Linked DNA regions of Homo sapiens: region 1 is linked to region 2. A link is an interaction called in ENCODE POLR2A ChIA-PET data of the cell type or tissue named here. Cell type or tissue: OCI-LY7. All regions are shown on one strand. Each heading gives the region's core, and the rest is flanking DNA. Links, peaks and the distances in the headings are about the cores only. Region 1 overlaps PECAM1 (platelet and endothelial cell adhesion molecule 1). Region 2 overlaps GNA13 (G protein subunit alpha 13).

The links. ChIA-PET counts read pairs that join two places held together with the same protein. Peaks named below come from ENCODE experiments on the same cell type or tissue, not always from the same donor. Only the 100,000 strongest peaks of a DNase experiment are listed, where the experiment ranks them.
Region 1: POLR2A ChIA-PET joins it to region 2 with 7 read pairs; 2 of 35 experiments call an interaction of 5 or more read pairs at or near these places.

The regions. Positions count from the first base shown.
Region 1 is chr17:64,371,682-64,374,605 of GRCh38, forward strand. All of the region lies in intron 4 of PECAM1 (platelet and endothelial cell adhesion molecule 1), which reads right to left. Among named protein-coding and RNA genes, the nearest start is that of PECAM1, 18 kb to the right of the region's middle. In OCI-LY7, for the core only: no CTCF peak of the experiment used is centred there; no DNase peak of the experiment used is centred there.
Region 2 is chr17:65,033,410-65,036,333 of GRCh38, forward strand. The region is part of intron 2 of GNA13 (G protein subunit alpha 13); the gene reads right to left. Among named protein-coding and RNA genes, the nearest start is that of GNA13, 22 kb to the right of the region's middle. In OCI-LY7, for the core only: no CTCF peak of the experiment used is centred there; no DNase peak of the experiment used is centred there; H3K4me3 peaks cover 1,485 bases; H3K27ac peaks cover 2,500 bases.

The DNA.
Region 1 (2,924 bases), core at 161-2,660, 660 kb before region 2:
TAGCTGGGCGTGGTGGCAGCCCCCTGTAATGCCAGCTACTCAGGAGGCTGAGGCAGGAGAATCACTTGAACCTGGTGGGCGGAGGTTGCAGTGAGCCGAGATTGCGCCACTGCACTCCAGCCTGGGCGACAGAGTGAGACTCCATCTCAAAAATAAATAAATAAATAAAATAAAGGGCTTGAACAAATCCAACCAGGAACAATAAAAATGACTTTAGTCAAATTTAACTATCTTGTTTCTTTGTGGCACTGGAGTTTTGTGATTCACAATGAAAATGACAAGGCATATATGAATAGGTGGTTTACGGGAAAAAAATGTAATAGATGAATAAACAAACTCAACCTCACTAAAAACTAAAGAAATACAAATCACCACAACAATGATATATATCACTATACCTCAACTAGATTGTCAAAAATAATAAAACATTGAAATACTCTGTTAGGACCAGGCACAGTGGCTCATGCCTGCAATCCTAGCACTTTGGGAGGCCGAGATGGGAGGATCACTTGAGGCCAGGAGTTCGAGAACAGCCTGGTCAACATAGCAAGACCCTAATCTCTATTTAAAAAAGAAAGAAAGAAAGAAAAAGTTTGTTGGTAAGGATGTGGGAAAACAAACACTAGCATCACTACTGATGAAAATGTTCAACCATCTTGAAGAGCACTTTGGCAATATCTAGCACTTTGGCAACATCGAGCCAGGCACAGTCAGCCAAACCTTTTATAAATTAAAGGAATTAGCTGTTTGTTAAAGGTACTATGCAAATATTTTCTCCAGTTTGTCATTTGTCTTTTTATTTTACGATAAGTTTTTCATACTGAAGTTTTTGTTGTTGTTTTGAGATGGAGTCTCACTCAGTCACCCAGGCTGGAATGCAGTGACACGGTGGCTCACTGCAACCTCCACCTTCCAGGTTCAAGTGATCCTCCTGCCTCAGCCTCCAGAGTAGCTGGGACTACAGGTGCCCACCACCACGCTTGGCTAATTTTTGTATTTTTAGTAGAGATGAGGTTTCACCATGCTGGCCAGGCTGGTCTCAAACTCCTGATTTCAGGTGATCCGCCTGCCTCAGCCTCCCAAAGTGCTGGGATTACAGATGTGAGCCACCATGCCTGGCCTCATGCTGAAGTTTTTAACTGAAAATGCACAGGCCAGGTGTGGCGGCTCATGCCTGTAATCCCAGCACTTTGGGAGGCTGAGGCAGGTGGATCACCTGAGATCGGGAGTCAAGACCAGCCTGACCAACATGGAGAAACCCCATCTCAACTAAAAATACAAAATTAGCCAGGCGTGGTGGCACATGCCTAATCCCAACTACTCGGGAGGCTGAGGCAGGAGAATCGCTTGAACCCGGGAGGCGGAGGTTGCGGTGAGCTGAGATTGCGCCACTGTACTCGAGCCTGGGCAACAAGAGTGAAACTCTGTCTCAAATAAATAAATAAATAAATAAATAAATAAATAAAAAAAAAAGAAAATGCACAAAACATCTGATTCAACAATTTGACTACTAAGAATTAACCACATAAATAATAATAGTAAAATAGTTGCCAAAGTACACAAGTTACAAGTACAAATATCTATACTGCAGGATTGTTGTAATAGCAAACACTGAGAAAAATACCTAAATATCCATCAGCAGAAGATGAGGTAAATCACTCAAGCCCAGGAGTTTGAGGGTTGCAGAGATGGCCCATCCCTACAGTCAAGTTCTGAGTTCTAAAATGAGATAGATCTATATTTCTTCATATGGACAAAAGTCCATAAGATTTTGTCTGGTTTTTAAAAAGCTGTAAAATAGTGTGATAGGTCCCCATCTTTTGTAAAAACAAAAGATGTTTTTTCTGTGTGTGTGTGTGTGTGTGTGTGTGTGGCTGGGTGTGTATATGATATATAAATATATGTAGAAAAAGTCTAGAGGATCATGTGTGGTTTTCTCTAAGTAGAGGCATTATAAATGATTGTCACTTTATATACATACTTTATATCCTGCTCTTTTGTCTGAAAATTCTACCCAGAGCACACATGATTTTATAATCAGATAATAGAACATACAGACACACATACACACAATGGGCAGGATAAAGTGGGATGCCAAAAGAAGGGGACCATTTATGACAAAATGTAAGTTTCCTATTTTGGAAATATTTGCAAATATCTACATGGGTGTGCCTTCCCCTGACTTCTCCCGGCTTGGCAAATGAGACCGGGTCCTGGGAGTGGCTGACTACCTGTCCTAGAGCCCTGTATGTCCTGGACACTCCCCAGCTTCCCTCTGCTGTTGCCTCCTTCTCTCCTGGGAGCATTTCCCAGGCCACCTCATTTGTTTGCTGTTTGTCCAACGCAAATCTACGTTGAACAACAGGAGGCCAAGGCTGAGGACCTGGCCCCTCTTTCCTCCCGATCCCCTCCAAACCCAACTTCCTGGTGTCTGACCCTCGATGGCTTAAAGCAGTGGCTTCCAAACTACAGATCACATAATGCATCAGTGTAGTGTGTCATGGCCAGTGTTTAAAGACTGAAATAGGCTGGGCACGGTGGCTCACGCCTGTAATCCTAGCACTTTAGGAGGCCGAGGTGAGTAGATCATCTGAGGTTAGGAGTTTGAGACCAGCCTGGCCAACATGGTAAAACCCTGTCTATACTAAAAATACAAATTTAGCCAGGCATGGTGGCATGCCCCTGTAATCCCAGCTACCCAGGAGGCTGAGGCAGGAGAATCGCTTGAACCTGGGAGGCGGAGGTTGCAGTGAGCTGAAATCATGCCACTGCACTCCAGCTCAGGCAACAGAGCAAGACCCTGTCTCAAAAACACACACAAGGTTGGGGTGGTGGCTCACGCCTGTAATCCCAGCACTATGGGAGGCCAAGGCGGGTGGATCGCCTGACATCAGGAGTTTGAGACCAGCCTGGCCAACATGACG
Region 2 (2,924 bases), core at 210-2,709:
CCAGATGTGCAAGGCCATAGTGAGCTATGATTGCACCACTGCACTCCAGCCTGGGTGACAAAATGAGACCCTGCCTTTAAAAAAAATAATTAAAAAAAAAAAATTAAAAAAATTACAGCATACTCAAAGTACCACCAGTCATGCCTTTCTGTTTAGTTCAGGAGGAGTAAAATGTTCAGTTCATGAGGAACAAAACTTATAGCCGACAAGCCATTTTCCTTTGCTGTGTAGATACATAAAAATTAAGCAGACTCCAAGTGAATACACAGTTCCAAATTTCTTGCCAGCAATTTCTATGTACATCAGTTAAAATTTTCAAAAGAGGCCGGGCTTGGTGGCTCACACCTGTGATCCCAACACTTTGGGAGGCCGAGGTGGGCGGATCACAAGGTCAGGAGTTTGAGACCAGCCTGGCCAATATGGTGAAACCCTGTCTCTACTAAAAATACAAAAATTAGCTGGGTGTGGTAGTGGGCGCCTGTAGTCCCAGCTACTCGAGAGGCTGAGGCAGGAGAATCACTTGAACTCAGGAGGCGGAGGTTGCAGTGAGCCAAGATCACCCTGCTACACTCCAGCCTGGGCAACAGAGCAGGACTCCGTCTCAAAAAAAAAAAAAAAAAAAAAAAAAATCCAAAAGAACCAAAATTAGTCAGTTACATCATAAACCATTTCAATATTTGAAAATTTCTTTTTCAAACTAAGTATCTTTCCAGACCAATGTAAGACAGTCTATAATAGCATAAGTAGAATACTACCTTTATCTCACTTAGATAAGTTATTTCAATGTTTTCTAGCATATAAGCTACAAAAATAAACTACTGCACATGAAATAAGAGCTTTTTTGGAAAGAACTTATTACATTATTCTAGAAATTGCCTTTTTCTTGTTGCTGCTCACAAATTAATAAATTCCTCTTTATATCAAGTTTTTGTGTTGGCCTTATCACCAAAATAATTTAAGGCTAATAATTTTTTTTTTTTTTTGAGATGAAGTCTTTTCCTGCCTCAGCCTCCCGAGTAGCTGGGACTACAGACACCCGCCACCACGCCCAGCTAATTTTTTGTATTTTTAGTAGAGACGGGGTTTCACCCTGTTAGCCAGGATGGTCTCGATCTCCTGACCTTGTGATCCACCTGCCTCGGCCTCCCAAAGTGCTGGGATTAAAGGTGTGAGCCACCGTGCCTGGCCCAAGGCTAATAATCTTAATGATCCAAGTGTTCTAGGAGTATTTCCGTAGTCCTATCAAATGTTAACACAAAATGTACAACGCAGTTTAGTAATTCTCCTACTACAGAAGTCACAAAAAAAGGACCTTACTAAAATGCTTCATCGTGGAGAAACAGAGAAAAAAGTTTTAGCCATATGTTTAGTATTTATTTTATTTTATTTTTTTGAGATGGAGTTTTGCTCTTGTTGCCCAGGCTGGAGTGCAATGGCACGATCTCAGCTCACTGAAACCTCCGCCTCCCTGGTTCAAGCGATTCTCCTGCCTCAGCCTCCTGAGCACCTGGGATTACAGGCATGTAACACCACGCCTGGCTAATTTTGTATTTTTAGTAGAGATGGAGTTTCTCCATGTTTGTCAGGCTGGTCTTGAACGCCCGACCTCAGGTGATCCACCCGCCTTGGCCTCCCAAAGTGTTGGGATTACAGGCATGAGCCACGGTACTTAACAAAATTAAGTACAAATTTTAAATGTGAGAAAGGAGTTTAATACTGCAGAGATGGGTCAGCTCTGACATCATATATATTGCTGATCAGGTAGCAACATGGTAATATTTACCCCATATTTGTTCCATGTTACCATTTAGCACCACTATCTTCTGTTGGCTAAAAAAATACATATATAGCGGGAAGAATTTTCCATTTAAATAAAAAATACACATCTATTTCTAAAAAATGCCTTGCTGCTCCTCTGAGAAAATCACCTCCTCCAGGAAATGCTCATGATGCAACATTAAATGAACAGGATATAAAGTTGTACAGAAAGTACAAACAAGCTTATCTCAACATCCAATATCGTATTCAAATACTGGAAGGAAATACACCAAAATGTCAGCAGAGATGTCCTGAGGTGGTAGGATAGTGGCTAACTGGATGATATTTTACAATGAACCATGTATGTTTTAAAATTTTAAACTTAAAAAAAACAAGCTAATTAAGGTTCTGGAGCCTGTAAGTCATGAACAGACAAACCACTTTCCTACTCTTCAGTTTTCACATAATGATAACAACAGAAAGCTTAAGAATTCTGAGCCTTGAAAAATCCCTCAAGGTTAAAATACTTTTTTGAAAAGGGCCAATCATATATAATCCCATCAGCATATCAAGAAATATTTAGCTTTGTCAGAACTAGAACCCTTCGTTGTTAATTTTTTTTTTTTTTGGATTCCCAAAAAGCAACGACTTCAATTGTTAAAAAGAAAAAAAGTATATGCTGTTTTCCAACGCAGGACATACTTCCCAAATACAGTTTCAATTCCTCCACTATCTAAAGAGAGGCGCCTATTAGAGCGCTTCATAATACCCCGAAGTCCTCGTGAACGCACTCCAGGTGGAAAATTCTGCTGTGATGATGTGCTAAAAAATACCCTATAACTCAAATATTACACAATAATCAACACTAATTAATAAGGTAATTCTACGCCTATGATCACAAAACAGGTGAAAGGAAAACCCAGATGACTTTATTCCCAGTTTAGAGCTCAATCATTATCCCAACCAAACTCTCTCCAGAAGAAAATTTCCACACAGCCTATAAGGAGCACTAAATACTTTCCCATCCTTCACAGTCAGGCAGCAAAGCAAGCCAACCTGTAAATATTTTCAAAAGCTGATGAATGTGAAAATTAGCTCAAAATGTATGCTGGCACATCAGCTCCTGTTTCCAAGTCCCGATTTGGTCAATTTTGTTACTAAGGAAG